2 separate regions of the Homo sapiens genome follow, and region 2 is linked to region 1. A link is a contact called in ENCODE Hi-C or POLR2A ChIA-PET data. All regions are on one chromosome and are shown on one strand. The core of a region is the stretch at or near the end of the contact, and the rest is flanking DNA. Distances in the headings are between cores, read along the strand shown.

The links. Hi-C counts contacts between places; a loop is a spot of excess contacts on that map. ChIA-PET counts read pairs that join two places held with the same protein, here RNA polymerase II (POLR2A). Pooled maps may share reads with other maps.
Region 2: a pooled map shows a loop between it and region 1 (1.9-fold over the local background). The contact joins two enhancer-like sites. A Hi-C loop is called at or near these places in 2 of 37 single-sample maps with no recorded cell type and 9 of 50 pooled maps. POLR2A ChIA-PET finds 5 or more read pairs at or near these places in 1 of 52 experiments (activated naive CD4-positive, alpha-beta T cell).

Annotation. Positions count from the first base shown.
Region 1 is chr3:112,355,210-112,359,739 of GRCh38, forward strand. All of the region lies in intron 5 of CD200 (CD200 molecule), which reads left to right. Among named protein-coding and RNA genes, the nearest start is that of CD200, 24 kb to the left of the region's middle. RefSeq lists enhancers at 1-179, 3,553-3,622. Within about 2 kb of position 2,827, at least 5 of the 41 ENCODE cell types and tissues checked have a DNase peak (open chromatin) inside an H3K27ac peak, as active enhancers do.
Region 2 is chr3:112,513,112-112,517,183 of GRCh38, forward strand. No RefSeq gene overlaps it. Among named protein-coding and RNA genes, the nearest start is that of BTLA, 16 kb to the left of the region's middle. Within about 2 kb of position 1,605, at least 3 of the 41 ENCODE cell types and tissues checked have a DNase peak (open chromatin) inside an H3K27ac peak, as active enhancers do.

The DNA of each region.
Region 1 (4,530 bases), core at 1,577-4,076:
CCATAGCCTTTGCTCTGTTCCTGGCAACTCTCTATCAAAGAACTTCAAAACCTGGTCAGAACCTCTGACCAGGCAAGGCTTTATTTTCCAGGATTATATTTTGTCTCTCAAATCTGTAATGCAAAAGCATCACTTCTGCTTTCCCTTGTTTTCTATCACTAACTATAATATTACAAAAACTTTTTTTTTCTTAGAATCTCAGTTCTTGCATATTTCCTGCTTCTCCCTATTCCTACCTTTTCATAGAGGAAGCAATTCTGACTTCCTTTGTCTTCGTCATAAGCATCCCGTAAACACAAGTTCACAGGGAACTGTGAAAGTTCAAAGTGGGAAAATTATATTTATCACTATGTGTGGTGATAGTAGGCATAACCAAATTGGTCTTTCCCCGCTTATCATAACGTATTAAACCGGGAATTTCTCAGTCCCTAATACTTGCAGAGTCATGTTATGAGGTCATTATAGATTTTAGGAGCCTCAATGCTTTTCATATCATTTTCAGAATTCTTCAAAATTCCCATTTATAGGCCCTAATTGATTTCAGCAGCCCAGATGCAGTAGAGCAGTTCTTCCACTAACAATTTTTTTAAAGACAGAGCTAAAAATATATATATTTGATGAAGTATATTAAGTAGAAAAAAATGTTAGAAATATCAGAAAAAAATTAAGAAATAAAAGTATGTTCAGTACAATTTAATTTGAATAATTTTAATCTCTAAAAATAACCATATTGTAAAAAAATACAATTTCTTCTAGTAAATAAAGAACAAATGAGATTTTGTACTACAAACATGCAAGACATGTTTTGCAAAAATCACAACTTCAATGTTAAGTTCCGCATTTCATGAGGCACAATTATGGAAATTTATCAATGAGAGGCTATTAAAAGAGAGCCTCTTGCCCCTCTCAGTATTCAAACTAGATAGAATTTCATGATGACTGACCAATGCTGCTAGTTCTGAGTCTCCGTGGACACTAGTTTATAAATACTCCAACCTTCTCCCTTTTTTATACAATAAAGAGAAATGCTAGCCTTGTGTTTTGAAAGTCCTTTAAAGAGTTCATGTTAAATACCTTTGGGATTATGTACACAATTGTCTTTTAATCTTTTTTAAAAATATTACTTATTATGAATTTTTGTTTTTATTTTTTTAATTGAAAACAGAAATTTTATGTATTTATGGTGTACAACATGATATTTCTATATATGTATACATTGTGGAATGGCTAAATCAAGCTACTTAACATGTGCATTGCCTCACATACTTATTTTTTTGTGGTATGAACACATAAAATCTACTCTGTCAGTAATATTCAAGTATACAATACATTGTTATTAACCGTAGTCACCATGTTGTACAATAGATCTCTTGAAGTTATTACTCCTTATCTAACTGAAATTCTTTTCATCTTAACCAAGGCCACATGAAATAAGAAACTGAATGTGATATTTATTTCTACAATATTTCTCCTTCAAGAGTTTAAAGTTTTCAACTGTTAATTTTAGCAAGGATGATTGCAAATGACATATAAAATTGGTTGTTTTCTAGTCAGTCATTTTTATTTGCAACAATGAACAATTACTTAGCGATTTTGATCAAATCCTGTCCTTTACAAACTAGCTGAGTACCTTTGGACAAGCCATTTAACTTCCCTGTGCCTCCTTTTCCTCACTGAGTAAGATGGGGATAATAATTGTAACTGTATCTCATAAGAATGTTGTGAAGATTTAAACGGGAATACATACAAGTGCTTAGAAAAGTGCCTAATGGCCGGGCGCGGTGGCTCACGCCTGTAATCCCAGCACTTTGGGAGGCCGAGGCGGGCGGATCACGAGGTCAGAAGATCGAGACCATCCTGGTTAACAGCGTGAAACCCCCTCTCTACTAAAAATATAAAAAATTAGCCGGGCGTGATGGTGGGCGCCTGTAGTCCCAGCTACTCGGGAGGCTGAGGCAGGAGAATGGCGTGAACCCGGAAAGCGGAGCTTGCAGTGAGCAGAGATCGCGCCACTGCACTCCAGCCTGGGGGACAGAGCGAGACTGTCTCAAAAAAAAAAAAAAAAGAAAGAAAGAAAGAAAGAAAAAGAAAAGTACCTAAAACGAATGATACGCTGGAACACTGGCCTGGGAGGAGAGGGGCGGAGTGTTTATTTGTAGCTGTCGCCAACTTCCGTGAAGTAAATGTTCCCACCATAGCAAATTTCAAGCTACTAACAATTTAACCATCAGCGTGAGCCAATAAAGCTCTAGCACACCAATGCGGCAGACTAAGTTTGTAACAGATGTTCATTTTTGTAATTACTAAATCTAAGGTCCTTTTTCGTTTTATCGAAGTATATTTTCATGAATTGTACAAATGTTCAAGGAAGGACGAGTTTAGAGAGGTAAATGGAGGGACAAACAGGAATTGTAGCAGTTAGGACAGCTTTGAGGAAGATTTCAGGTTATCTGAATCTGTTTGGACACATGGGCATGCGTATTTGGAAGGGAGAAGAACTCATACAGTAAGTCTTAATGTCATCAATAGGTTCTTGGAAACTGCGAGTTTAAGCAAAACGGCATGTAACAGAACCAATTTTACCACAGGCTAAATGATAGAAACAAGACTTAAGTTCCTATGGCATATTTCTAGTCACAAAAACATCACCAAACTTTTAATAAAGACCAAAACATTTCTAATATTAAACATTGAAATAAATGTGAGTTATGCATACATTTAAGAAACAGTAACAAAAACAAGTGAGATAATTATTCACTCAATGATTTCAGTTCAAGGGTATGGGTGGCCAGAGCCTATGCAGCTCAGGATGCAAGGCAGACACTGACACCAGACAGGACGTCATCCCAGAGCAGGGGGCATTCACACACGCGCACACACACGCACACGCACACACACACAGTTACTCAGACTGGGACCATTTGGACATGCCAATTTACATAACATGCAGTACGTGTTTGGGATGTGGGGGGAACCAGAGTATCCAGAGAAAACCCATGCAGACTTGGGGAGGATGTGCTAACTCCCACACAGTGGTCCTGGATGGGAATCTGTTGTTTTTCTCATCAACATTATAACAACATGTTGTGGAATGAAAGGATGTTGTTGGAGGACCTGCTATATAAGTCATTTCAGTAGCAGTCTTGGGAGAAATTTGTGGGGACCCACTGGGGAGACAGAATCAGAAAATGTGCATTCTAAAAACGTGCGTATACTGAAATGAACTTGTGATGCCTAGATGAACTTGTGATGCCGAAAACTGATTTCCTGCTAGTGCAGTTGTATCTCTTTTTGAAGAAGAGAAACTGTTTTGCTTAGACATTTTTTTTGTAGGAGTATGGGAAGAAAAATTACTCACTGAAGCTAGTGCGAGTCAAGGGTAGAGGGAGGGCAGTTCCTGTAAGGATGTGTATAAATGGATTTCCAGGAAACTAAACTGCCGCATGTCAGGAAGAGCGGCTACCTGAAGGTGCTTGTAGATCCAAAGCTGCCCTAGGTTCCCCATCAGCACTGATTCATGAGTTTTGCATCTAGTTTCTCCTGTCCTTACCACAACTTGGCTGTTCTGTCTTCTCTGCACTAAACAACTTCTTCACTCTCTATTCCATATGTTTTAAACTTATCTTACTATTTTTGTTCCCTCATACCTTGCTTCATAGATTACCCAATCCAACAAGAAACAAAAGAGAGAAAGAAAGAAAAGTGAGAGGAAAGAAAGAGAGAGAAAGAAAGAGAGAAACAAAACGAAAGTATATTCCTGAACCACACAAAAAGACAAAGAATCACATTCTCTACAAGTGTCCTGTGTTTTTGCAAATTAACCGGTACTTCAGGTAGTCCTTAGGTATTCTAGAGTTTAGAAGAATCCTAAAAGGTTTTGCTCTGGCAAGGGCTGTGAGTAAAGCATGGCCTTTGAGGCGATGGAGGGAGAAAGATATATAGAAACTTTATTTTAGAGAAAGGAAAAACTTCTTCAGACCAGATGCAGAATCAAGTAATCAACCATTCAAAGTCAGGCTTAATTTAAGAGCTTTTTTTAAAAAAAACAGACAAACAACAACAACAAAAATGTATACTAGTGATCTTTAAAGGAAACCATGCTATCATTTAGATTATTATTCTGGATTCCAGTCAGTAGTTAGGTCATATAAGAATTATAAATTCTGTTATTGGTAATTGATAGTTCAAAATGCATAGTCTCACCACTCAGGGAAAACAGCACTTAGATTTCAGAAGATAAAACTTTGTAAGTGGGGATGAAAGGAGGGCATGGAGGGTGTTCTTAAATATTTAAATGGATGTTCATGAGACAAAAGGACTAGACCTGGAAGTTATTACATTTAATTCTCATAGCAATTGATAAGGAAAGTATTTCCATCTGATAGGTGATAAAACCAAATTCACAGAAGTTCAATTCATTCATTTTATAAGTATTTATTAATAATTTTTAATATGCTTGGCATTGTAATTAGCACTGGTTATTATACTATAATGAACAAAACAGGACCTTGTCATTTTAATGGAGATGAC
Region 2 (4,072 bases), core at 355-2,854, 160 kb after region 1:
TAACTTTGGGAGGAACTTAGTTTATAGTTTAGCTTTGAAACAAAGATGGTAACAGTCCTTTTCCAAAACATACCTTACTGCCTGTGGACTAGACCTCCTAAAGCCACAAGACAAGAAGTTATGGTAATCATACTAAATTCAAGATGTAGCTATTTTCATTAAACCAATATCAATGTCTTATTTATTAAAAATTACATAAGCAAAGATAATTCTGTATTAGGTTGGGTTTATAGTTTTGTAACCCCTGTGCCAAATTTTGACACCTTATAGAATTTGGCAGGGATAAGTAGGAAATTGCTTGAATAATAAACACAAACAAAAATGTATGCTGGCAATTTGTAAGACATTTCTAATATTAATTTAGCAATAATTTTAAAGCTAGCTTATTTATTAAAGATTTTACTTAAGTTATGTAAACTTGAAAAAGCATTTGACTAGTCCTTTTTCCTGATAACATATTTGATTCAAGCACTTTTATTTTCATAAGCCAATTAATTAGAGTTCATATTTTCAGTAGTGAAACATCATGTACACAATGCATAAATACATAGATGTATTAGGTATGCTGACAGAAGTACACTTTACAGATTCTTAAAGATCTTTTTTCCCTATCTTAAGACTTTCAAATTTTTTTTTGTTTCTTTGAGACGGAGTTTCACTGTGTTGTCCAGGCTGGAGTGTAGTGGCGTGATCTCAGCTCACTGCAACCTCTGCTTCCCAAGTTCAAACAATTCTTGTACCTCAGCCTCCTGAGTAGCTGGGATTACAAGCATGTGCCACCACACCTGGCTAATTTTTTTGTATTTTTAGTAGAGATGAGGTTTCACCATGTTGGCCAGGCTGGTCTTGAACTCCTGACCTCAAGTGATCCACTTGCCTCAGACTCCCAAAGTGCTGGGATTACGGGAGTAAGCCACTGTGCCCAGCCTCAATTTCTTGATAACCTGTTTTACTACCCTAGGCAGTTGTCAGCTAACTAGCCTTAAATTTGCATATTAAAGGAAACAGGTGAAAATCAAACAGCAAAATTTACATTATAAGGTACTGAAAGAAAAAGTCTCCTGTGCTAGAAGGAAGTTAAAATGGATTTAATTGCCAATTCAACATAAAATTACATAAATTATAAAGGCCTTTTAAATATGCACACACACAAACACACACACACACAAAATCTTATAGCTTTTACTTCAGAACTTAAGCCATGAGGCAAACACAAATTCACCTGCTTGCAAACAAACAGCTTGCTGAGTCCAAACAGTGCTTTGTATCTTAATAGAAAAATAACAGCAGATTTAAAGCTGGCAGAAAGGAAAATAGGGAAAAAAGAGAACTTAGGAACTCTATAGTTTGCAGGTTGACCTTAGTGCTCTTTTTCATTAACATATATATGCACAAATACCATATTACTTCCATTTCACATAAACTCTGGCAAGTGGAGGTGCCATAAAACCTATGGAGTGCTTGAAAGGGGATCATTCTCCTTGTTTTCTCCTCATTCTTAGATTATTATTTTCTCATTTTTTTTCTTAAAATAACTGAGCTGTGGCCTAGCGTTTTTGTGTGGTGATGTGTGCTGCTTGCACTCAAGACTCCACAGTGTGTTACCATTGAGTCATTTTCACCCTCTTAAGTGTTTCAGTTTCTCTCTCCAGAGGTCTATGACCTGTGAGAGGACTCAAAACGCCAGGTGACCAGCCCTTATATGCATTTCCTGGATGAGCCTTTTTAAAAAATAATTTTTGTTGGGTGTTTCCCTGTAGGGCTGCTGCACAGGGGTTCAACCCCCCTAACCCCTTGCCCAGATACACCCACAAGGCCTCTGGTCACTCAGCTGAGTCAAGTATGTACTACAGTTAATTTTGTGTAGTTTAATACTGCCTTTACATTTGTTTATATTTTTCTGAACTTCAAATTGCACCATGTATGGTGTGTGTTTGCTTGTGTCAGTTTTGATAAATAACTTTTTATATTTTGTTATATGTTATATGCTCATGACATAACTTTTTCTTAATTTTTTTGTTATCTCTAGGCTAAGTGGTTCATCTGAGTTTTTTCAAATCGTCACAAATCTCCAAAAAAAATTCCAATATATGTATTGAAAAAAATCCACATATAAGTCAACCTGCACATTTCAAACATTTCAAACCTGTGTTTTCAATGGTCAACTGCAATTTGGGTAAAGTGTATGGATTCCTGTAAATTCCTTTAAAATGCATTTTAAAAGATGAATTAAATGGATGGGTAAAGGTACAGATAGAAGGATAGTTATATTGTTACTATAGTAAAATGTTAATGGTAGAATCAAGATGGTGTGCATTAGTGTTTGCTGTAAAATGAATTCAAACTTTGTTGTATGTTGTAAATAAAATGTTGGGAGAAAAGATGCTTTCACTTGTAAGTGCAAATAAAAACTAATTTTATTTTTAAAAATGCTAAATAATACATTCTAATATTATTAGTGACAGTGTAGATATATAAGAACTCATGTTTTTTTAATTTTTGTGGTGAGTGTATAAATTAGTATAAACTATTTAGAAGATAGCTTAAAATTATTGTATATATTAAAATAGTAAAGTGGCTGCCAACTTTGTATTCTTACTTCCAAGAATTTACTCCATGGGAATTATCACACAAGTGTGCAAAGATGTAATCAAGACATAAGTCTTGATTATAACAGAAAAAATATAAGCAAATTAAATGACCTGTTAGATGATTAATTGAACATCCATACAACTAAATACTAGGTAAGCATTGTTAATCATAATATAGATCTATTAATATATTTCTTAAAGAAGACGGTCCCCTCATATTGTTTAGTGACGAGGATTACAGGAATACATAAATGGTACAATCCCAGTTTTGGTTAATGCATACATATCCATATACTCATTTACATATATTCATGAACATATACATCTATATATGTATTTAGACACAAAGGGCTCATTAAAAGAATATTCATCAAAATGTCAAAAATATTAGCTCCAAGAGATAATAATGAACCTGATTTTTTATTTTCTTCTTTGTACTTGTTTGCAATTTTTACAATGAACTCATAATCCTTTACAAAAGCACTAATTATTATTTGAGGTTGTGTAGGGGGGAGTAAGACAGAAGGAGAAGGAAATATAGTCCAATAATGAAATAAAATGAAGCAGCCTTTATGTGTTTGTATGGATTGATCTCCAAGATTTTTTATGTGATCATTATAGACTGAAGTGTGTTACACCAAATTTCATGCTGAACTTCTAATACCCAATACCTAATAATGTGACTATGTTTATAAATAGGGTCTTTAAAGAGGTAACTAAGTTAAAATGAAGTCAGTAATGTAGGCCCTTATCGAATATGATTTATGTCCTTGTAAGAAGAGGAATTTTGTACAGATATTGACACAGATTCTAACTTGACCAAACTTCAGTCAGGCTCCCTAACCTTCTCCTAGGCCCATCTGTGCACCTCCTTGTAAAATCTGCTTTATCCAAAAACTCATTTAGTAAGAACCCCTCTCCCCCAGTAGCTGATCAACCGTGACATCTGATCAAGTTCCTCATCCTCCACTATCCCACAGGTAATAAATCACCTTGTTCTGTTTTTAGCAAGAATCCTGTGAAGTTGGTTTAGCTGAAATCTTCCTCACCCCTGATGTTTCCTTTTAGTAATTTTCCATCCATTGACCCCCACCCTGCTCCTTGGCTATAAATTCCCACTTGCCCATGCTGTGTTTGGAATTAAGTCCAATCTTTCTCCCAGGCTGCAAAATCTCATTGTGGTGTTACCTATACCTATTGCAATGGTCCTGAATAAAGTCTTCTTCACTGTGCTTTAATAAGTATTATTATTATTATTATTTTTGCATTTCTCATTTTCTTTGTAACATATTAAGTGTGTTTGCTTTATGTTCTCTGTTTTACAATTTCAAGATCTGAACTTTAGTTTTTTATTTTATTTTACATTCCAGGGTACATAACCTGCAGGATGTGCAGGTTTGTTACATAAGTAAACACAGGTAAACATGTGCCATGGTGGTTTGCTGCACCTATTAACCCATCACCTAGGTATTAAGCTCAGT